2 separate regions of the Mus musculus genome follow, and region 1 is linked to region 2. A link is a loop called in an ENCODE intact Hi-C map of the cell type or tissue named here. Cell type or tissue: heart. All regions are shown on one strand. Links, peaks and the distances in the headings refer to the core of each region. The heading gives the core; the rest is flanking DNA.

What was found. Hi-C counts contacts between places; a loop is a spot of excess contacts. Peaks named below come from ENCODE experiments on the same cell type or tissue, not always from the same donor. Only the 100,000 strongest peaks of a DNase experiment are listed, where the experiment ranks them.
Region 1: it touches region 2 in a loop (2.4-fold over the local background); 2 of 42 quality-filtered maps call a loop at or near these places.

The regions. Positions count from the first base shown.
Region 1 is chr7:49,247,032-49,257,994 of GRCm38, forward strand. Nav2 (neuron navigator 2) reads left to right here. Exons shown (of 39, transcript NM_175272.3): 1 at 1-167. Among named protein-coding and RNA genes, the nearest start is that of Nav2, 6.3 kb to the left of the region's middle. In heart, for the core only: CTCF peaks have their summits at 1,029 and 3,168 (motif pointing right); DNase peaks (open chromatin) are centred at 190, 1,100, 1,970, 3,170 and 1 weaker place; H3K4me3 peaks cover 2,261 bases; H3K27ac peaks cover 1,647 bases; H3K27me3 peaks cover 1,113 bases.
Region 2 is chr7:48,876,483-48,888,084 of GRCm38, forward strand. E2f8 (E2F transcription factor 8) reads right to left here and starts at 4,559. Exons shown (of 13, transcript NM_001013368.5): 1 at 4,179-4,559; 2 at 3,796-3,919; 3 at 1,943-2,221; 4 at 1,460-1,616. The coding sequence starts at 3,810. It overlaps Gm2788 (predicted gene 2788), which reads left to right and starts at 4,818. Exons shown (of 2, transcript NR_155436.1): 1 at 4,818-5,035; 2 at 8,955-10,126. It overlaps LOC115486422 (a long non-coding RNA gene), which reads left to right and starts at 1,559. Exons shown (of 3, transcript XR_882082.2): 1 at 1,559-1,630; 2 at 1,849-1,965; 3 at 4,039-4,142. In heart, for the core only: no CTCF peak of the experiment used is centred there; DNase peaks (open chromatin) are centred at 4,629, 5,229 and 5,989; H3K4me3 peaks cover 3,751 bases; H3K27ac peaks cover 3,737 bases.

The DNA.
Region 1 (10,963 bases), core at 1-8,000, 370 kb after region 2:
GGACTGGTCCTCAGCCCTGCTATCTTAAGTTGGGAAGCAAGGTGGAGGTGAGCAAGACGGCCTACACTAGCCAAATCCCCCTGAAATCGCAGGGGCTGCAGGAGCCGACGGGGGAGGGGCTCCCGTTGCTGAAGAGCAGCTCTCTGGAGAACGGGTTCGATACCCAGGTGAGCAGTGCTATGTGCTGGGGCACTATTACAGGGTGGGAGTGATGGATGATCCTTCATGAGGGAGGAGGACGGTTGCCTTGAGGAGAGGCTACCATAATGTGATTGGAGAGAGGAAGCATACCCCTTATGCTGCCAGATTGGAAGGATACATTGGTCAGTGGGTGTGGCCAGGAGGGGTTTAGCTGGCCAGGGTGCCAGAGGCTCTCCCGGGGAGCTCTGCAAAGCTAAGGCGTGCTGGCAGCCAGCTGCTTCTATGGGGCTGGAGCAGGTGTAGGGGTGCTTTCAAAAAAATGCATGCTGACATTGGAAATGTTAAGGGCCATCAGTGCCGAGCGCTTGGCCCCAAGAGGATGGGTATCTGCTGTTGTGATGTGTGTCTATACTCAGGTTGTAACCCCAAGGAGTGGCCTGGTGCCTTGATGGGTTGGGTACTACCTGGCTCAGCTGTGAGATCTAGGACAAGGGATACTGAGTGGTTGCCCTGAACTTAACCCTCCTCCTAGCTTGAAGATGGCTGGTCTCTGCCCCATCATTAGGGAGAAGGGATTCTGGCCAGGTGCTGCCAACTGCTAGCTGCTACAGACTCCTAGTAACTGGGGTGGCTTGGCTGTCTCAGAATGGCTGCTGTAGCTAAGCCCCTCCTTCTTGGGTAGTCTATGCTGCCAGCGTTGGTATCTCTGGTGATTAGGGAGGTGATGGTGTGGGTAAGAGCATGGCTGAACGAGAAACGGTGACTTCTACCTTTCCTGGCAGAGCAAGCAATCCCCCTACTGGGCTGGGTGACAGGCCCTGGCCATGCAATCTCTTTTAAGGAAATCCTTAAGGGCCAATCAGTTTCTCTTGGACTCCTGCCTTCCCTGCCGCCTTCCCCCTCTTCTGGCAGGAGGGAGCAGGGCCATGCTGTATTTTCTTGGCTGCCAGTCAGCAGGGACTTTTAGGGACAGGCTGACCTGACTGTTGTGGCTGTCCCAGTCCGGAGAGGAGAAGCCGGGAAGCCAGAAGGGGAGGCAGTCTTGAGTTGGTATAGGGCCAAGCAGCAACAGACCAGACGACCTTTTGGGCACCTACTTTCCCTGATCAGAGGTTAACGCTCAACACATTCCTAACCTTTCTGAGGGAGGAGCTGGGTCTAGAAGCTGCTCAGAGGCAGACTGTTGGAACTCAGAGCCGGAGAAGGCCCCCTCCCCACACAAGCTCCCGCACCCGCCCATCAGCGGGTGTCTCTCTTGATGCTGCACTTGCTAAACATTTTTGGAAGCTGACAGCCCTGACGGATGGTGTGTGGGAGGAAGGCAAGATCTCCTCCAGTGCTCCTGGGTCCTGGCTCTGCTAGGCCGTGTGCTCTGCTCTTTTTCTTAGAGCTACAGGCCTTGTCCAGAGGGCTCTGAAATGAGGGTGAGCACCAGGGTGCCTCCTTCCTCTGTGGGGGGTGAAGTGGGTGGTGTTTTGGAACAGCGACTGGGAATGTGACACATGCCCTCGGGCCCGATGAGGAGGACCGTAGGAATGAAGGGAAGGCAGACGCTGGGCTCATTCATAGCCAGACTCCTGCCTGCTAGTGCCCAGTTGACCCTTCAGCTGAGGAACAGTGGCAGAGGATTGCCATGAGCAGGCTCTGAGAAGGTGATTCACCACTCTCTCCATTAAGAAAAAAAAAATTTTTTTTCACTCTTAGACATCTCCATGAGTGGCTAACTTGGCCCTACTCCCTGGAGGCGCTGTTTCCCTCTGTCCCCATCACCCCACATTCCACCTCTCTTACTCTCCATGGGCATCACGAGGGTGGTTTGGATGGATGGCTCAGGAAACTGGCCACCTTCCAGTGGACAGCCCTGGCTTCCCAGCGGGCCCCTCCTTGCCAGCCCCTGAGTCTCCTAGGAGCTCTTCCATGTAGCGTGCACTCATAGCCCCACCCTGACATCAAAGGGGCTTTGGCAAAAGGATTTTGCCTTCTTTGAACAGGGTATCCCCATGGTGACAGACAGCGCACATCCACCCTCGATTATGGCTTGAGGACTGGGGCTGACTTAGCACCTGGTAATTTCCTGCTCCCAAACGTAATGTTTATCATTACAAGACACTCAGGAAATGATGAACTCCATGGAGCCGTTGCCTCTCTTTTATTTGGGGGATTTTGGGGCAGGAGACTGGCTGGGTTGCAGGGTGACTGACAGTCCAGGTTTTAAAGTGTTGGTTATCAGTGGTACCTTCTGTCTGACCTATGCTTAGCTCAGTAGCCTAGTCCATTAACTAACTACTCCCCTGGGCCTCAGTGATTCCACCTGTTAAAAAAAATGGGCACAGGAATTATGAGTATTAAGAAAAACTTAGTATTCTTTACATGAGAAAAGGTGGAGCCTCTAAGAAGAGGCCAACCTGTTCACGAGCATTGACAGGCCTCTGACTCTGCCTGGCACAGTACCAGGCGCTGTGAGAGGGAGGTGGGGGATGGGGTGAGCTGTGGAATGCCTGGTGTGTTAGGTTCTCATTGGCCTCCACAGGAGCACTTAGAATAAGTGTGGTGTATGTGTCCACATCCTACCATATGTCCTAAGATAACAAAGTAAAGAAGGCACCCTTGCCTTGTACTTCCTAGGTGTCAGGGATTGTTCTGGGTTTTTTTTGCACAAAATAACTCTCTTTTATTCTCTTAACAATCTGGTGAGATAAGGGTGATTGTTCCCATCTTACACATGAGGAAATGAAAGGTCAGTGGCCTCACGAGCAGCAGAGTCAGTAGCATTTGAACTGGAACCCCTTACCTGTCATGCTAGACTCGGGGAGCCACAGCGGCTGCTGGTCAGCTCCAGACCTTGAGGCATCCCGGCCACAGATGTCACCACTGATCCACGCTGTCCAGCGTGGCAGAGCAGATATCTCAGCTCAATCAGGTGCCGGACCAGTGCCGTGCACGCCCACTCTCCAGCATTGTCTCTCATGCTGCTGCAGAGCTGAGGACAAGACTTGGCAGCCTGGATCGTAGGCGTGACGTCTGTTTCCAGCAGAGGGCAGCACTGGGAGAGCTAAAGATGTGCTGGGCCTGAGGAGTCAAGATGCTGGAAGGAAGGCTAGTAGCTCAAGGGCTGGAGAAGACCAGGGGGCTCACAGGGGAGGAAGGAGATGAGCTGGGCCCCAGCAGTGGACAAGAGTGCCCAGTGTGGGGGGAGGAGAGGAGGAGGAGAAAGAGGAAGAAGAGGAGGAGGAGGAGGAAGGAGGAAGAGGAGAACAAAGGAGAGGAGGCTGAGCTACCTTTCGCAGTGCAGAGCCCAAGTGGATGCTCCCTCGTACATGTTCTACGTTGAGCATTTTCCATTTTAGGTCAGGGTATGAGAAAGCGCAGAGGCTTGGCAGTGGATGTTCATGTTGGCTTCTGTCGGAGGGTACCTGAGAAGCTGTGGAGCCGGTGGCGTCTCCTTCAGGACCTGGCTCAGAACTGACCCTTGGGAAGCAACACAGATGACTGTCCTTAGCGTGGGCAAAGCGTTCTTGTTTTTGTCTTTTGGGACAGGGTCTCTCACTCTGTAGACCTGGCTGGCCTTGAACTCACAGTGACCCACCTGCTTCTGCCTGCATAGTGCTGGGATGAAGGGCATGTGCCACCACGCCCGTTTCGGTTTACTCGGTGACTTACCAGTCATCTGCTCATCCCCACCATCAATGACTTGCAAGCCAACAGCTGTTAGAGGGGTCAGCCTTTGCCTCCTCTCCTGGAGCCTCCTACAGACCCGCAGCTCGCTCTCAACCTCCAGCGGAAGCTGCTCTGCCTCAGTCAGGTCCCTCTGACCCTCTTCCTGCTACTGTGCCACCAGGGCCTTCCTGAGAGGACATGTGTTCTGGTCTCTCATGTGTTGTGAACTGGGACCCCATGTAAGTGATCATTTTAGACATACGCTCTGTGTTAGACTACAAGGCTCTGGCCAGTATTCAGGCAAAGACCTCTTGGGGTAAGGACAGGGTTAGCCTTTTTTTTTTTTTTTTTTTTTTTTAAAGAAGCAGTTGCAGGGGGAAGAGATGATTCACATGATACTTTGATATTTCCTGTTTTTAGGAGCTCGTGTTCAGCCTGCAACTTATTTCTTAAAAAAAAAAAATTAGAAGTGATTGAAATCCTGTGTGCGCGTTTTTTAGATGTTTAAAAAGAAAGCGTGGGTGAGGCCCCTGGGAAAAGCCCAGCTCCAAGCTTACAACCTGTTGCAGCTTTGCCCCACTGTGTTTTGATTAGAAGGCTTGCTTCGTCATCAGAGCTGATTGTGGATTTGATTAGTGTGTTTTTCTGCCGTGGGTTGTTCTCTTTCCCCCTTTCTCAGTTCTTGGAGGCGAACGAATGCACATTGTGGTTATCTGCCAACAGGCGAGAATGTTTACGGTTCACGTATCACTGCCTCTCCCCTGGGTTAATTCTCTAGAGACACTTTAAAGGTAGAGTAGGGGGTTTATTTGGGCGATCACTCGGTGTGTATACATCTTTGTATAAATATGCCTACGTCTACACACACACACACACACACACACACACACGTACACAGCTCTATACACATGGAAAAGCTTCAAGTATGGAGCACATGTAATCACACACGTACTTCAAAAGGGAGGCTGGGCGAGTTACAGCCTAAAGTTCAGCTTTGATAATGGCTGGGTTTACATCTTGCTTTTCACACTTTCTCGGTGACCAAGATTTGAAACACCGGCTCGCTGCCCATTTTTATTTACTTACAAGATGTGAGGGCTGCAGCTTCACCAGGGGTGCTCTACTCAGACCCCTGTCCGTCTCCTGAAGCCGGTGTGCAAACCCACACTGCCCAACAAGATTTTGGCTGAGAGTCAAGAACTGTCATTTCTTAATTCAGCCTTGATGCTGGGAAAGGGTCCTTCACAGAACATTCGCTCGCTATCGGGTCATCTGCAGCATCCCTTATACCGCTGTCACTTCATATGAGACACAGAAACTGAGCAAAGGTGAAACAGTTGGCGTGGTTTGTGTGTGGAAGCTAAGGTCAAGACTGGTCAGCAGCTGGAAACATCCCCGTGCAGTAACTCAGGCTTTATTGACAGCAGATCTGGATTCAAATCCTGGCTTTGGGCATGTTACTTGGTACTGATAAACCACATGTTTTTTTTTTTTTTTTAGTGATGATGCTTATCGGCTGTAAGAATTCAGTCAGATAGCACAGGTGGGATGCCAGGTACAGGGCCTGGACTGTACTGAGCAAGGACTATGCAGTCCTGCTTATTTTGACAACCCAACATCAGACCGTGGCTCGTGTCTGCCTCGCCCTGAGCTTGTGTTCCATCTACCTGCTTCCCAAGTGGAGAGCTGACCACAGGGACAGACAGGTGGCTTGTAGCACCGAAGGCCACCGCACAGCAGTGCTCTGGTTCACTGACTTGGGAATATGAGTAAACTCTGAACAAAGAAATGACTTGCAGAGTTGTTCACTGAACTTCCACATTTTAGTCACAGGCACACCATCCCTAAAATGGCAACCCAACTGAAGGTTCTGCTCCAGGCTAAACTGGCAGCAGGCCTCCTTTATACGGCTCCTCTCTTAGCCGCCAGTGTTTGAGGTGGTGGGATGCAGCTGCCCAGTCTGATAGTCCAGCTCCAGTCAGAACTCAGCAAATCTCAGGCCTGTTGCCTAGGCTTCCTGATGGCTGCTTACGGTTCTACGGGCAGAAGGGAGGCCCTTTTCCCTCCTAGCTAAGTAGTGGGAATTAAGCCTCGTGACCAGTTTGGTCAGTAAGGTGCCCCAAGGCCTGATGGCCAGCTGCCCCTTGGTGTTTTACCAATAGCCACAGGACCAGTTCTCAATGGCTACTCTGTCTTGTGGTCATGTTGTTCGAGAGGACGGACAGTGCATTCATAGAACATTTTGGGCATAATGGGCCATGTGATTCAGAGAAAAAAAAAAACTTGGTCAGGCTTTTGTGCTTCTATCTATGCTCAGACAATAGCAAGTGACTCAGACGTTTTCACTGGGGCCCCCGAGTCACCCATATAAGACTTGAAAAATGACTCATGACTCAGCGCCCCTTTCCCAAGGCAGACAAGCCCTCACTTCTGCTTTGCAGACAAAGACCCAACAGCTTCAGGATGGTTTGTCCCTCCTTCCAAATGAACTCTCAGCACGATCAGGTATACTGCATATGTGGCATTGGTGAAGTCACGGTTGCCCTACCACGTTTTGTTCCTATATTCCTGGCAGAAAAGGGAAAGTAAGACCTGATTCCTCCTCCAACGGGATTCTTCTTGGGGGTTGAGAAGTCAACTCCTCATGACCGTGTGACAGATTAGGGACAACTGTAACAGGGCTGAGGAGGTGGCTCAGTGGGTAAAGTGTTGGTTGCGAACCCATGAGGTTAGTGCCCAGAACTTATGATAAAAAAAAAAAAAAAGCCAGGTACAGGAACTCCTGGAGTGGGGGTTGGGAGTGGCCATAGGAAGAACAAGTAGAACTTACTGACCGGTCAGTTTTAGGCAAATTAGCAAGCTGCAGGCTCAGAAAGAGACCTTGTCTCCAAAACTAAGATGGAGAGCGACGGAGGGAGACGCTGACATCCACCTGAGGCCTCCACGCAGGTATCCACACGTGCACAAGCATGGGAGAACATGCACCCCAGACACTACCCACCCCGGAATAAAAATCTCTCACAGCGAACGATCATTCACCCTGACGAGCACAACCTCTAGACTCCTGTCGTTGTATTTAACCCCACGGCAACCCATGAGGGAGATGCTGCTTCCAGAAAAGAAGGCTACTCGGGAAGCCAGGAGCTCTGGTTCTAGTCCCTTAGTTCTTTCGATGCTGTGGACGGCCTCCGATTAGTCAGCTTGTCTTTCTGAGCTTCCAGCTCAGTTACCTAGCTCAGCACATGGAGAGGACGGTACCTGCTCTGCCCTTCTGCGTGGCTCACTGTCACATCAGCAGAGGCGATTCTGACAGGGAAGGCACTCACTTTTAGCATTGTTTAGAGTTCAGAAAGGTTCAGCTTCTACGACCAGTCAGTTGCACAGCTGATAAATAGCATACCCAGAATTTGAAGCCATGAGTTTTAACCTCCAAAGCCAGGGTCCTTAACAGCACCTGTGAAAGTCCTTTGCTGGGGTGGGTCTCAAAGGGTGTCACTAAGATCAAATCACAGCGTGGTTTGGCATGGTACATATGGTGATCTGAATAAATAAGGCCCCCAGAGGCTCAGAGAGAGTGGTATTGTAGGAGGCGTGGCCTAGTTGGAGTGGGTGTGGCCTTGTTTCAGGAAGTGTGTCACTCCAGGTGGGCTCTGAGGTTTCAGAAACTTAAACCAGGCCCAGTGTCTTTCTCTTCTCACTGCCGGTGGGACCAGATGTAGAGCTCTCAGCTACCCCTCCAGTACCATGTCTGCCTGTGTGCCGCCATGGTTCCTGCCATGATGATATCAGAACAAAGCCCTGATCCTGTAAGCCAGCTCCAGCTAAATGCTTTCCTTCATAAGAGCTGCTGTGGTTATAGATGGTATCTCTTTTCAGCAAAAGAACTCTGACCCAGGCAGTACATAATCTTACTCCTATCTCAGATTCTGAAAATACCCCTTCAGTATTAAACAAATGTTAGTGGATTAATAATATCCATCATGTTTTTCTGGATGTATAGATCACGATGTCCTTTGAGGCCGCAGGGCCCTTCAGGGTGGCCTGCGTAAGACCTGCCAGTACAGGTGTGAGACAGATAAGAGGAAAACAAGGAATTTGATTGAAACTGTTTGCTGCATTAGAAAGCAGTCAAGTTAGTTCTCATTGTGGAGTGGATTTGGTTTGTTTCTTTGTTTTTGTTGTTGTTGTTGTTGTTAAATAGCCCAAGTGGGCCTCAAACCCAAGATCCTCCTGCCTCTGCCCTCTGAGTGCTGAGATTGGAGGTGTATGCTTCCATGCCCAGTGTAGATCAGTTTTATAAAAATATAAAAATATATATAATAATAAGGATCTATTCATTGTTATGTGTATGGAATTTTTGCCTCCTTGTGTTATCTGTGTACCATGTGCATGCAGTGCCTGAAAAGGCCAGCAGAGAGTGCCAGATCCCCCAGTGCTGGAATTATTAAGCCGTGAGGTGGGTGTTGGGAATCAAACCCAAGTTCTCTTTGAGATCAGCTAGCTCTCTTAACCACTGAGCCATCACTCCCACCTCCTGCAGATCATTCTTTATAACCGGGGCGCTGGTATCTCACGATGAACAAGCCGGGCTATTCTAGTGAATTAGCCTCATCAGTGCACAGTAATGGTGGCCCACGCCACATCCTATGCCCCACAGAGGAGAGACCTGAGAAGAGTGTGGATAGATGTTGGTTGCTCAGGAAAAGGGAAAGGTTGAGAAGATTCATAGATAGGACAAAGCTTCCAGACTGTGTGGGGGACCTTTTGGAAAAAAAAAAAAAAAAAAAACCTGAGCCAACCTGCTCTTGGAGAAAGGAGATTTATGCAGTCTATGGCTTTGGAAGTTAGGCATCCAAACAACACATTGCAGGCTCTGTCAAGCTCCTCTCCCCCCACAGCTGTGACCCTTCATGACAGAGAGCCATGGCAGAGCATATGTTTCTCAACATATATCGAGTGTCATTACCAAACAGGAGTCCAGAGAGGACCCAGGGCCTGGCTCAGGCTTTTAAATCACCTATCTCTCACAAGAACCGACTTCAGGAAACAGGTGACCCCCTTCAGAAGGTACACCCCGGTAACTCCCAGAAATCCCACCACCTTCCAGTGTCTTCCACCTGGAGACAGGCCAGTGTCTGACCCATGAACCTCCGAGAGAGGTACAACCCAACCGGTACCTAAGACATACGGTGTGAGAGTCTTCTCCAGTCTGCACGCTGTCAGCGGTGACGATCCGGACCCTAACTGTGAGGACAGTTGCCTTAAAGGTTCTTGGGGACTTTTGCAGGTCTCTCAGGAGTAAGAGGATGAAAAGTCAACCTTGTCTGATTTTAAACCTGTGCTGCTCGCTGTAGAGTTCTTTTGCCAGTAGCTAGAGGAAGCCTGAGGCCCATGCTGGGTTGTCCTCTCCCCAGAGCCTTTGCTTACTTTGCTAGCCCTGGCCTTCCTCCATGTTCTGCATGATCTCTTACAGGGCCTCCCAGGTGCTGCCAGGCCCAGCCAGAAGCCAGATAGTCACCAGAAGCTCTGATTGTAGGATAAGCGGGTCCTGTGTGGTCTTGCCCACCTCTTCTACAATCTGAGTACCATCTCCTTTCCCGCTGCCATGGCTGTCATTCGGCGGGTCACCCCCGTGCTGGGGGCCAGTGGAGCCCATGTGCCTCACAGCTGGCAGGTCTTCCTCCTTCCTGTCCTCCCTCCCTCCCTCCCTGTGCTGCTGGCTGTTGCACACAGTCCTCATTTCATGCAGATTTGCTCTGATTCCTTTCAGACCAGGGAGTACTAGCTTGTTTGCGTCAAAACTCATAGGCTGCCAATGTCCTGGAGCACTTGGGCCTTGCCTCGCATGGACTTTGGTGGCTAGCTAACTATAGGCCAAGGAAGGCAAGACCCAGAGTCAAAGACAGCATTTAGGTGACAAACCAGACTGGAAAGGGGCAGACTGACTCTGGATGGCTGCATTATTCTTCCTGATCTCTGCCTGGAGAGCATAGGAATATGGAGCCCTGAAGCAGGAGAGATCTTAGAGGCCATTTCTTTCCAGTCACATCCAAAGAGGCACATGACTTGCTCTGAGTTGCCAGCTCCAAGGGCCAGAGTGCAAACTAGAACCCGGGCCTCTTGCCTCCCAGAACAGATCCACAGATAAGATCTGCTCACTCCGAAGGTCTGGATAGTGTGGTGAACGTACCAGAACCAGCCCGTGCTGTAGGATTTCTCCTACCAAGTCTTGCAAAGGGATACTGATTTCTTCATAGTAGGAAGCCTTTGCATTTGGCTCACAGAATCAGAAAAGCAGACGACAATTGGCTGACACCAACCGCTGAGATCCCAGGGCCAGCTCCCTACGTGGGTAAGACTGTCCCTTTGCATACATTTCGTTTATGTGGCTCAGGCTCAGCCGGCATTCTGACCAAGCCCACATAAAGCTGGTACTAGACTGCTTGGACTCTGTTCCATGCCTTTTATTCCTTACCGCTAACATTGTCCCCATGCCCAAGCTGGACATGAGAGAGCTGGGGTACCCTCCTGCTTCCCCTTCTATTTACCATGCATCTCATGTGTCTTGCACTGGTGGGGCCTGGGCCATCTGGTCATTGAATAAGTAGTCAGCTGCAGGCCATTTTCCACAGGGAAAACATGGTGTTTCAAGGGCTCTAAAGGGGGAGAGCTGTTCATGTCTGTCGTAGTGCCTGGCAGGGGGTAGCTAAAGGCACTGCTCTTTCCAGAACAGTCCCTTTGGGCTGGGTCACCGTTCCAGGTCTTTGTGGCTTTTCTCATTTCCCTGCACAGAAGCCACGCCTCTGAGCCGGGTGCTTCTGTGATGCTCTCCTGTTGACAGGTGAAGAGAGGCATGGAGTCTGTGAGCAGAGCGCCCAAGGTCACATACCTCCCGAGTGAAAGCCAGGCTGCAAGCCCAGCCAGCACCTGAAGAGCCTTTGTCCCTGGCCAACCTGAGTGTCACGAGGACGGAGCCTTCGTCTGGTTAACCGTGGGGAGAAAGATCCAACATAGAGAGGGGCCAGAGCCCGCTACGGCCCTCCAGGAAAGCAAAGCTAAGGCTTGCCTTGTAAGGTAGCACAGGGCCTTTCCCCCAGAAAGAGCTGACCTAGAAATGTCTCGGCAGCCTCAGGGGCTTGGTGGATGGACCCCTTGGCTTCCTCTT
Region 2 (11,602 bases), core at 1,616-9,615:
AAAGTTACATTTCTTTGGGATCTAATTTGGTCCACGTTCCACCTATCACCAGTGACGCCAAGATTAGCAATTCTACGGCTCTTGTAAATCCAGAGAGGGTTTCAGTGTTCTGCATGGTGAGATTCTGCTTATTTCAGAAATGTACCTTCACTATTGATTTCATTTCACTCCGGGACAGAATCTATCCTTTCTGGGAATGTGCTTAATAGAGCTCCCCCTAGTGGCTTCTTGCTGTTCCTGGTGACTTCCAGTTGAGAACCAGCATAAAGACACACCAGGAGCCCTTCCCCACCAGTCCTCACAGGCCTCTGCTTCTCTTCTTACAAGACCTGGACTGGATGTCTGCATTAGAGCCAGGCCTGATCTGAGCCTTTAGTTTATGGTCAGAAAGCACTGCTCCCACATGCCTGGCCCTTTTATGATGTTCTAGATAACCCCGCCCCTTTTCTGTAACAAATATTGCCTAACTCGCATATGTCCTTTGCTTGGTAACCATTATTCTACTGAAGATAGGTTCTACTGTTTACAGATCTATACAAGCTCCTGCATACACACACACACACACACACACACACACACACACACACACATCACCTAGCCAGACAGAGTGTATATGAAGAGCAGGTGGGTCCAAGCAGTGTATTAATGTTCCTGCTTAGAAAGGCGGTCTTTTTCTTTATGGAGTGAAACTACACATTAAATCACTATCCTGCATATACTGCAAAGTTGAGACTAAGATACTTTCCGGCTGGGGACATGTCTCCACTGGGAGAGTGCTAGCCTGAGTTTGATCCACAGCACCCATCTGAAAAGCCAACCTCGATGAATTGGTGAGCCCCAGGTCCCAGTGAGATTCCTTGTTCTCAGAAACCAAGGTTCCTAAGGAAAGATATCCAAAGTTGGCCTCTGGCCCTGTGCACACAGGAACACACATAGACACCCATACTTATACATGCACACAAAAACGTATTTTAACGACCGCAAAGCTTTTTATCTGCTAGCCTCCTTTCCTGCTCTAGAACCAGGTCTTTACCAAGTGATAAAGAGAGGACACCCATAATTTATACCAAAGACAGAATAACCGCCTCCTAACCCATCCTCAGTCTCAAATGGCAGAGAGGCAGATCTTCCCTTCATGCACCTGTGGATACACTAGTTCCTCAGGGACAGACAGGGTCAAGGTGAATGCCAGAGCTGCAGCTGTTTGTGAAACAAGTCATAAAACACCATTTCCTTCCTGTGCAGCTTCAGGGACAACCCGAACCCAGAAACTCTCCACCGACATTTGTTTGCTTCCAAGACCGAGTTATGCTCAAATTAACAGGACTTGTGAGGCTTTGAATTCCCACACGGTCTTATCTGAATCTGTGATAGTGTGACTATATGAGCTCAGATTGAAAAGAGTTAAGTCCACAGACTCACTCTAATCATTAACCATCCTGGCAACTGGCATACGTACTGAGCTCCTCGGCCACCTCGTCCAGGCAGATGTCGTTATTCACAGCAGGGTTGGGGTACTTGGGGTACCGCGCTAGGAATTTGTGGCATAGCAACCCCAAGCTCTTCTCCTTCCGACTCGGCTGGGATTTCTCAAATTCGTCTCCTGATAAGTGTTCCTGCAGAGGGAAAGGTAAATAATGTCTCATTCTGGAATAGAGCATGACAGATTTATTGGGGGGCCTCTGTGCTAGATGACTAACTCCTCTTACCCACACATGCACGCGGTTTGAACAGCTGCAACAAAGTGGGAGGGGAATAGGAATGGTCTTAAGGCCTGGGATAAAGATCACTCATAGAGTACAATTCCCGGTGTTGTGCTCCAAAGCTACAAACTCTTCCCATGTTCAGCAGGTCAACAGCCTTCCAACAGCTCCGGGCTCCACACTGACCGTCCCTTCATCCACAAGCCCCCAAACGCCACCCAGCCTCCCTGTAAACCTACGTGCAAACAGTCTCTAGCTTCAGGTAATGCACTTCGGTTGTCAGACAGGCCCCTTTTCTGATCTCGACTTCGGATCTCGGGGCTCACGGCGCTGATGAGCATTTTCAGGTTGGCTGTGGGTGTCCATGGCTCTCCTTGGGAGACTTCCTTGGGCTTGGTTGGTGTGGTTAGAGGGCCCAAGTCAGGCTGGATCTCAGCCAACACCATGTTGGCCTTCGAGGACGGATGCAGGGGGCTTTTCATCAGTCCCCTTTTATGTGGCTCAGAAAAGAGGTTTTCCTGGTTTAAGAGGAATTAATAACTGAGTTCATTGTAAAACAGAACCTAGCAGAAAGGCTTTCTGCCTTTCATATTGACCAAGTAGGTTAAGAATATCACAGTGATCTCTGGACAGTATTTTCCTTTTTTGCTTGAGACAAGGTCTCACTATACATTCCAACCAGTCTGGAACTTACTATGTAGTAACAAGCTGACCCTAAATTAACAATCCTCCTGCCTCTGCCTCTGTTGTGATTACAGGCATGTCCCCTGCTACTACGGTAAATTTAATAGTTAAACTTCCCACTTTTAACTTGGTAGATACTATGGATCTAAATGTCTTCACCATGTGATCTAAGAATTTACATTAATAAATAAATAACATTAACTACAGGTTTTATTTTTAAATTCTATTTTGAGAAAGGAGGGCTGTAAAGATAGCTTAGAGCTCAGTCCCTTCCCTTTCCTTACTAGAACCAATCACTCTAAGTAACTGATCACTTCTAAATTCCTAAATTCCTACTAATGAGACATCAGGTAAAGGCTTTCAGGACCCACACCAGGCCCCACCCAGTGGAGTGGCTGTGAGCAGTGGTTGCTCATTGATATACCAGGAACAGGCTCAAGCAGCCAAGGTGAGGGTGCCCTTACGGTTAGGGCCTCCCGCCTACCAGCAGGACTTCTGACCAGAAAAATTTGCTTTCAACATCAACGCTTGAGGCACAGATGCAGAAAATGGGACCAAGGGAAGTAAGGTTAGCCATTTAAGGCCTCAGAGCTAGTTTCTGCTATGGTAAGTTAGCACTTACCTACACTGGTAAGTTAAGAGCAATTCATATAGATAGTAGAGACTGGGCCCCCTTCACTTTTAGACACCAGGCAGTACACCATTCTTAAAGAAAGGGATTTGGAAGGCAACAACTCAGAGAACAGAGATACACTGTTTCCTCAGTAACTTTGGGAGCCCGGGTTAACAATCCTCTATTACAACCATGAAACTAAGGGCTCAGTGTGTATTTCTGCTGAATCTGCTACTTAGCAGACGATGATGCGAGGCAGAGGGAGGTCACATGGGGCTGGCACCTGAATTTTCAGTTCAGTATGGTGCCCTCAGGAGGTGCTGATCCAAGGGTGGGGTTTCAGTGAACACTGCCAAGGACAGCATTGAGCTAACATCTAAATGCTTCCAGGAGATCTGTCAGGAACAGCATTTGGAGGCCCAGTAGGTTAAAGGGCTGACATTTTAAAATGTTATCTTACAAAGAAATCCAGTATCAAATTATGACCTTTGTGAATTCCAATGGTTCATGTAAATAACATATACATAATTTTTTAAGCACAGAAAAAACCCCAAAGCTTTTTCCATATATATTAAATTTATATTAAACTTTTGAAACAAAAAGGTTACTTTAACCCTGGACAACCCTATTCCTCTTCAAAAATTAAAATTTCCTTCTGGATTTCTGTAAAAGTTAACCAAAAGGATACAGCATTCGTGACTATCAAACGAAAAATTTAAGAAAACTTATTAACGAAAAACTCAGGATGATACTTCATTTGACATTGCAACAGTATAGACTGGACTTTAAAAATACCTTTTGGTTCTCCATTTTGTCAATTCCTCATACATTTAGTGTGTCTTTAAAAACGAAAAATCTGAAGTTCCTCCCCAAGTTCCAGTGGTTTAAGTAGTCCAATCGATTAAAGTTTTTTACTATCCTTAAAAGGAAAAAAAGTAAAGCAAGAATTAAGAGCTGATGAAAATGATTCACGTACACAAGAGCCCCCGGAAACAAACAAAAAATGACAAACCAGGTTTATTTTTGCCTTGAGGACAGACATTGCCTCTAGGCAGACCGCGCCAACAGACAGCAGTAAATTCCTCCATCAAACCCTTCTGTCACGAGACTTCAAGCAAACACAGAATCTACAGTGACAGTCCTCTCTCAGGTTCGAGATGGCTGTAGCAAGCACCCACCTGTGCACTGATCCGGGCTGCGGACGGAGCGCACGAGCCCGGGTTCCGATGGAGCACGCACCGAGCCTGCATCGGGGGAGATGCTGAAGTTTCTCGCCTGACACACACGTGCACAGGCTCAGAAGGAAGGACTTGTGAAGTGGCCTGAGAACAACCCTCCAATTCAGCCTCTGCGCTCTAAGCGCACGACCGGGCATTTACAAAGGGCTTTGGGATCTTGACCCCCTTTTTCAGGCTTCTTTCAATACACGAAGTACTGGGGCGAGGGAAGGATTCCCTAGGTGCCGAAATCACCGCGATGCCAAAGCGCACCGTACGCTGCGCTCCCGGTCCCAGGTACAGTCCCCAGCAGTAGCCCGCGTCCCGCCCGGCGCAAGCACTGGCTCCTCCTCCCCGCCAACTGCACCGCCCCCGGGGGCAGCCAGACAGCATCTCACGGTTTCCAGGGCGACGGCTCCGAGCCAATCAGTAAGCCCGGTGAAGGCCTGCGATTGGCTAGAGGTCCCCAAGGCGGGGCCGGACCTTCCGCCTTCGATTTAAAAATTTGGCGCGGAAAGCGGGACCGTAGCTGGCACCGCCCCCGAGTGCGCGGGGCTGGAGCGCGGGCGAGCCCCTCCCCCGCCCTCTGCGCGGGAGCTCGGCTCCTCCCCACGGGCCCCGGCGGGGCGGGAGGCGGGAAACGGCCGCCTTCACCCTGGCCTTCCCGGGATCCCACAACCCCGCCGCAGCAGTCTGCTCCCCGCTCACCTGTCAATCCTCCTTCAGAGCTGACGGTCCGGGGTGGCCCCGAATCCTGGCTGCGCGTCTCAGGGAGCCAGCGCGTCTCAGGGAGACTCGCTTAGCCCCGCCGCGCAGAGGTGGGTGCCGGGGGCGCCACCGGGGCCGGGGCTGGGGGGGGCCGGCGGGCGGGCCGCGGGAGCGTGGCCGTCCAGGAGCAGTCCAGCCCCCGATTTGAAATTAACCCGCTCCCGGCGCGAGCCGCTCCCGCGGGCGCGGAGCCTCCCCTCCCCCACGCCCGCTCTCCCGGCCCGGGGCCCCGCGCGCCAATCCGCGCCTCTGCACTGCCGCCGCGGCGAATCAGACTGTAGGCACCACCCTCCGACCCCGCCTACAGCCAGACTTGGGGAAAAGTCCTCAAAAACTTTTCCTTTTTCTTTTTTCCTTTTCTTTCTTTCTTTCTTTCTTTTTTTTTTTTTTTCTTTTTGCAAACACCATTTATCCGAGATCGAAGTTGGGGGATGAAATTTGGCTGGTCCAGAGCTGGCTGGCTAGGACTCGAGGGCTCCCCGCCATCCCCAGCTTGGTGCCACGTCAACCGGGTCTGCTCACCTGCCCTCTGGACCCTAGCGACACCGTTCCCTCTGCGACCCTTTGCATGACTGCTTAGCAGCTTCTGCTCCACGGTTTCCAGAAAGAAACGTGTGAGGAGGAAAGAGCTTCGTTGTCTGAAGCCCAAGGATGCGGGGCGTTGGCCGATCTCTGAACACGCAGGTGTGGGAGGAGGGAGAGAAACTCAGAAAACCCGCCAAGCCTGTCCCCAGTGTCCTGCGTCTGCCGATCCCCTCTTTGCTCTTTCCCGCTTTTCTTCCTTTTCCTTTTATGAGCTTCTGACATCGGCCTGGTATATCGAACAGGTCAAGGGAATTTTAGAGTTAGGAGACCATCTCGTCCAAAACCCTCATTTTGCAGAAGTGGAAAAAGAAGCTCGGCACCCCAACTATGCCTTTCCGTGCTCGAGTTCTTTTGCACCCGCCTTTGCCTTGTAACATTTCCCCTTTTCTGATCACTCTGGGATCGCCCGGACCGCATGTTGCCCAACCCGCTTACATCTAAGATTGTGGTTTGGGCTCTTCCTGCTTTTAACTTTGTATCTTCAGCCTCCAGAAGGACTCGGGGCCACGCAGTCCAAGTCCCATCACTGAGCTTGGCCATCAGTAAGCTAACCATCACTGACTTCAAGGGAGATACTGTGTTTTCCTGGCGGTGGTTAGGGCGTGGATGCCATAACACCGCCCCGGGATCCAGGTGCAAAGGGAATGCACACTGGGCAGAGGTCTAGGTGATGAGCCAGGGTCTTCTTCCTGAGGGTGGCTTCCAAGATGCTGCCACATCTTTGTGTCTCTCTGTTCAGTTCTAGTAGCTATCAGAAGCTCCGGTGCTCAGGGTCACCCAAGTGTTCCTCAAGACCAGGACTGGACCTGAATATTCACGTGCTATACATAGGGGCTGGCTGGCTGTAGCATCGGATGTAAAATAAAAATCCGTCATGAGGCAGGACAGGATGCTTACAGAACAGATACATCTTTACTGAGCAGGGACTAAGTTTAAATATATCACCAAGAAGTAGTGTGTGGGCTTCTGTCTAAGCCACTGTCTGTCAGGCTACTTGTCAAATCTTTCACCTGTCAGTGCTTAGCGCTCCGAAGGATTGAATGATGCCCAGCTTATATCCAGAGCCAGAATTCAGGACCTCTACCCTACCCCCAAGCCCCCACCCCTTACCACTTCTTATATCCTAGTGCCTTGCCTCAGAAAATTCTCAGGACAGCAAAGTCGGTGACTTGTAGTCCAGGTCACAGTCATTTCCAGCCCTCCCTCAACATGGGAGAAAGGGTGAGATACATCATTTTTGTTTAGTGGTGGCTTCCCTGTCAGTTGTCATCAAAGTCGTGGAGCAGAATGAAAAAATGGTGCTTCGAAGAGAGGTTTAAAGTCTTGACGCTGTCAGTCATGAGACCTTGAAAAGGAAGCAAGGATCTTGGGATTTAGCTCAGGGCAGAGGGATTACTTAACAGGCTCAAGGCCCCAGGGGTCATCTCCAGCATCATACGCAAGTATAGTGCGTCAATTTGAAGTTTGGTGTGATTTTAAAGGAAAGATGACCGCAGAATACCTTCCAGCTTACTGTGCAAACGAGGGGTTGGAGGACAAGCTTGAAGTCACTTTTCTTACTTTCCCTTCAAATCTTATTTTTTTGTTATTGATTATATAACCCAAGAAGATTTCCATGCCTTTGTGTCTGGTCATATGAGTTGCACAATAGCTCATATCTCACTGAGCTGGGCCAGTTTTTCCACCCCACTGTCACTCTTCTGTGTTGTACAACTCAGAAGATTGTGTAACATATTCAACAATAAATAAGTATTATGAAAAAAAGATATCAAAGGTAGGGGGATGACGGATGTCATCTCAGGTACTTAGATTCAAAGGTAACCTTAGGGGTTTCTGAATCGTGTCCCTTCCCATAATCATGGGCAAGTCCTCCCCCATGGCCAGGATAGGATGAGAGGCTAAGGAAATGTTTTTCTATTGGTGGGTTCTGAGACCTCTCTTTTTCACAGTCCCTTCCTCCCAGGTCCTTCAGTGACTAGCTGTATGTCTGTCCAGCTTCCTGTAGAGATTGGATTTTAGCCTTTGCCATATGCATTGGCATATCCACCCAAAACCAGCTGTTGGGAGCATTAAATCATACCAATCACCACAGCTGTTCACAACCAGACCTCAGCCCTCCCTTGTCCCTGGAACAAAAATGGTTACTTTGTGAATAAGTGGTATCAGACTCAAATTGAAAGTGTTTCAAGACAGTGAACAGGAGAGCAAGGGACCTAGGAGATGGGAGAGCTGGCACTGGTCCTGGGCTTGCTGGCTGTGGAAGCAGGACTTGGTCAGAGCTTGCCCTAGCTAGAGCTGAAAACCTGCCTGTTATACTCGCTGTGGGCAGCTCCTCCCTGGGCCTGGGCACATATCTGCAGCTAGGGACTCGGCTGCAGCAGCTGCCATTGTTGCTGTTTATTGAGCAATTACTGCCCCTGCAGTTTTAAGATGCCTTGAGGAAACAACATAAAATTCTAAAAGGCCCCCCTTTTTTTTTTAATAGAAGTGGAGTCTGAATTCTGTCATTGTGTGAGTGTGCGTAGCATCTACAACGGTTCTAGAACTGAGGTCACGTCCTCTTGTGCTTATCAGGAGGGTGGAAGGACAGTTTTCCCAGTTCCAGGACACGGCAGAAGTATGTGTACAGGTTCTGGGGAGTAGGGGTGGGGACTGGCCACACACAAACAAATTCCTAACCAGGGCAGAATCCCCGTTACCTCCCTGATGAGCCAGGGCTGCGTTTTGCTTAAAGCGTGGAAGCGTGGTGGGAGGATCATCTGTGTGGATCCCCTCCAGCCAGATGCCTCACATCCTGTTGAGCACAGAATCCCTATCCTGGTAGGTGCCCTTCTACTATGGACTCCTCCCTCTGACCCCCACCTTGTGATCCCAGAGAACAGGAGAGAGAAGACTTTGTCCTCACTTGGTCTTCCCAGCATCTAGCCCTGACCAAGGAGAGGAAGGGCTCGGTGAACACTGATTGGCTAAGGTTCTACCTTAGCAGGCTATCCTACCAAGTAGCGAGGATGCTTTTCTCCCCGCCTGAAGCGTCAAGTGCAATTGTGAACACGCACCAAGTGCTCAGTAAGGTGAGAAAAGTGACTCTCATAATGACCAGATTAAAATGATAGAGAGAGAGAGAGAAAGAGAGAGAGAGAGGGAGAGAGAGAGAGAGAGAGAGAGAGAGAGAGAGAGAGAGAGAGAGAGAGAGAGAGAGAGAGAGAGAGAATCCATGGGAGCACACAAACACCTCAGCTACATGTTCACTCACTAAAATGTATCTAAACCTCTTGCCCTGAAACTGGGACCTGTGTTCAGCATCAACTTCAGGATGAATTGGATCCCAACACTAGATCCAGCTCCACTTTCTCACTGGCCTTCCCTTTCTCATTTCTTTTCCAGGGATGTGAACCTGTTTTGTACAAATTGGTGGCTTGTTTGGGTTCTTCAGAATTGTGGCTTCTGATTCACTGGAGGTGGCTGTGCCCCTACCCCGCAACCCCCTGAAGTGGCTGGCATTGGTGCAAATGAGGCTGTTGAACCTGATCGTGTTCTCTCTGGCCTTGGACCTGAGTGCTGCAGAGAGAGAGAGAGAGGGAGACTCTGATGGCTCTGAAGATCATGGCCCTTCCCATATGAGGTTCTAGGCAGTATTCCTGAGCCGGTCTCTTGCTCACTCCCCAGCCCTTTTGAATACCCCTTTTCGGTATGAATTTGATGATCTAATTTGACTATCTCTCAAATGCTCAGGTGTGTTACAGTTTTACTCTTCACTGTATCAGTTTGTCACACGGTTAAGAGAGCAGGATCTACCCTTCACTCGGGGTCATTCTCTGCATCCTAGCTGATGTTCAGTGAAAGCTCCAAGGGTTTGTCAATGTGGAAACTGGTTGGCAGTCAATCGATGGTCTCGCAGCCACAGTTAGAGATGAGCTGCATCTGGGTCTGCCCATGTGCTTTTAGAATAGGCTGAACTTTATAACACATTCAATCTTTGGAATAAACTGCCACCGTTTTATTGTTAGTTGAACTATATACAAGGTTGCTGGGGTAGGATATTTCAGGGGCAGAGTGCTTGCCTAGCATGCATGAGACTGTAGGTGGACTCCATCCCCAGGACCAAAATAATAATTTTATTCATAGAGGAAGATGTTTGCCTGGGTTCAATGCCCAACAACTCCAGCTTTGGAGGATCCAAATGCTTCTGTCTTCTGAGGTCACTAGCATGGACATAGCCCCTACCACACATGTACACACAATTAAAAAACAAAGCATAGGATTTGGAGTAAAACAGACTTTGCTTTTAAAGCCCCATAATAATATTGCAATGCTGTAGACATGAACACTTTCTCAACAACCCCCATACACATATACTGAAAGAGAAATTAAAATATAACCCTGAGTGGGCCTTACAAGGAGAAGATGAGTTAGTGCATGAAAAACAGCAGTGTTTAGCATGTGCTAAATAAAGAAAGCTGTTATATATTGCCATGTGTAATCTAATCCAAAACAATCCATACATGTGTGTATCTGGATTTGCCTTTAAAAAAAAAAATGTTCTAATCACCACAGCGAGATTCCTTGTAAGCGGATTCTTCTGATTGGCTGCCTCTGCACCCTCTGCCCCTTCCCAACCTCCCCCTAGGTGCCCACTGTGGGAGGATGTCCAGTGTTCCGAAGCCTGGCGTCAGGGACTTTCTTTACATGTCTGAAAGACTTAGTATCTAGGAATGCCTCAGAAAGCTAGTTCTTAAAGAGCGCTTTAAGAGTATGTGTTCTTACCAGAGTTATTGAGTGGGTGGGTTGACCTTTCCTGGCTTATTTGTGTGTCAGTCAGCATCCTCCTCTCCTGGATGTTGTTCTGTCCTTGCTCCCAGAACATAGACACTTAACCGCTGCAAGTCCAACTCTGTCCCCGGAGTCCTGGAGTCCGTAGCTACTCACGAAATGGCTCGGAATCCGAAGGCTCCTGCTCTCAACTTTGCCTCCACATCTACAAGGTCTAGGACCTCAGGAAAGCTCCTGGCCACTCTGAGTCTCAGTATCTTCTCTGTGAAGGCAGCTTTATCGGCAGTGTGGAAATCAAGCAGACAGTGTGGGGCAGGGCGGGGGAATCACTGTTTGGAAGCATTAGTTGTGATTTGACGATAAGGAAATAATCTTAGCAATCTAATCAAGTCCCTTCCTAGCTCCTTAGTTCCACAGAAGGAGCTAGCGTTTGCATGATCTTAGACCCCTCTGAGCTGTGGTTGTCTGCGTCTGGCACGAGGAAGTTAAATCCCTGGACCTTGTTCAATTCAGTACTGGTGCCAGGCTCCCTTGGGAATCGGAACCCACTAGACTTTGAAGCCTAGCAACTGGGATCCATCCGTGCTTTACAGATGAACATCTTTCAGGTCAGTAGAGGATTGCTTCAGACTGCTCTTGATGGTTTTGTTCATTTTTGAGATTATAATTTGAATTCCCCTTGGCCTCCTCACATACTCCTCTCTGCTCTCCTGCAAATTCATGGTCTCTTTCATCGATGCTATTATGTGTATGTTTGCATTTATACATGTATATTCCCTGACATAACCTGTTGGGTCCATCTAATGTTTCAGGGCTCACCATTTGGCCCAGTTGACACGTGTTTCCCTGAGGAGGGTCACCTCTCCCTCTCCTAGCTCTCTTCAATTGCCTGTACTTCTTTGTATAGAATTGAGAGCTCACGGGCTTTTCCTTATGCAGTTTGGCATGTCCATGGGTGTCATGACTTTTTTCCCCCTTAACTAGCAGCTGTTTGACTCAAGTGGGTAATTGCCTGCAATGAGAGATCAGCTTGGGGACAAAAGTCTCCAGCGACAAAGAAAAATTGGAAAGTATCAAGTCAGGAGTCTTGTCTGTAATTTCCAAATTCTGTGGTAGGTCCCTCGTGTGGAATTTCCAGTGACTAAACCACAGCGCTCTGAGAGCTGGGGTAGAGCATAGGTCCCCTTGGGTGGGCTCTGTTGTTCTCAGGGAGTGGCAGCAGACACCTTTCAGGCCGTTCTGATCCTAGGGTCGGGTGTGCA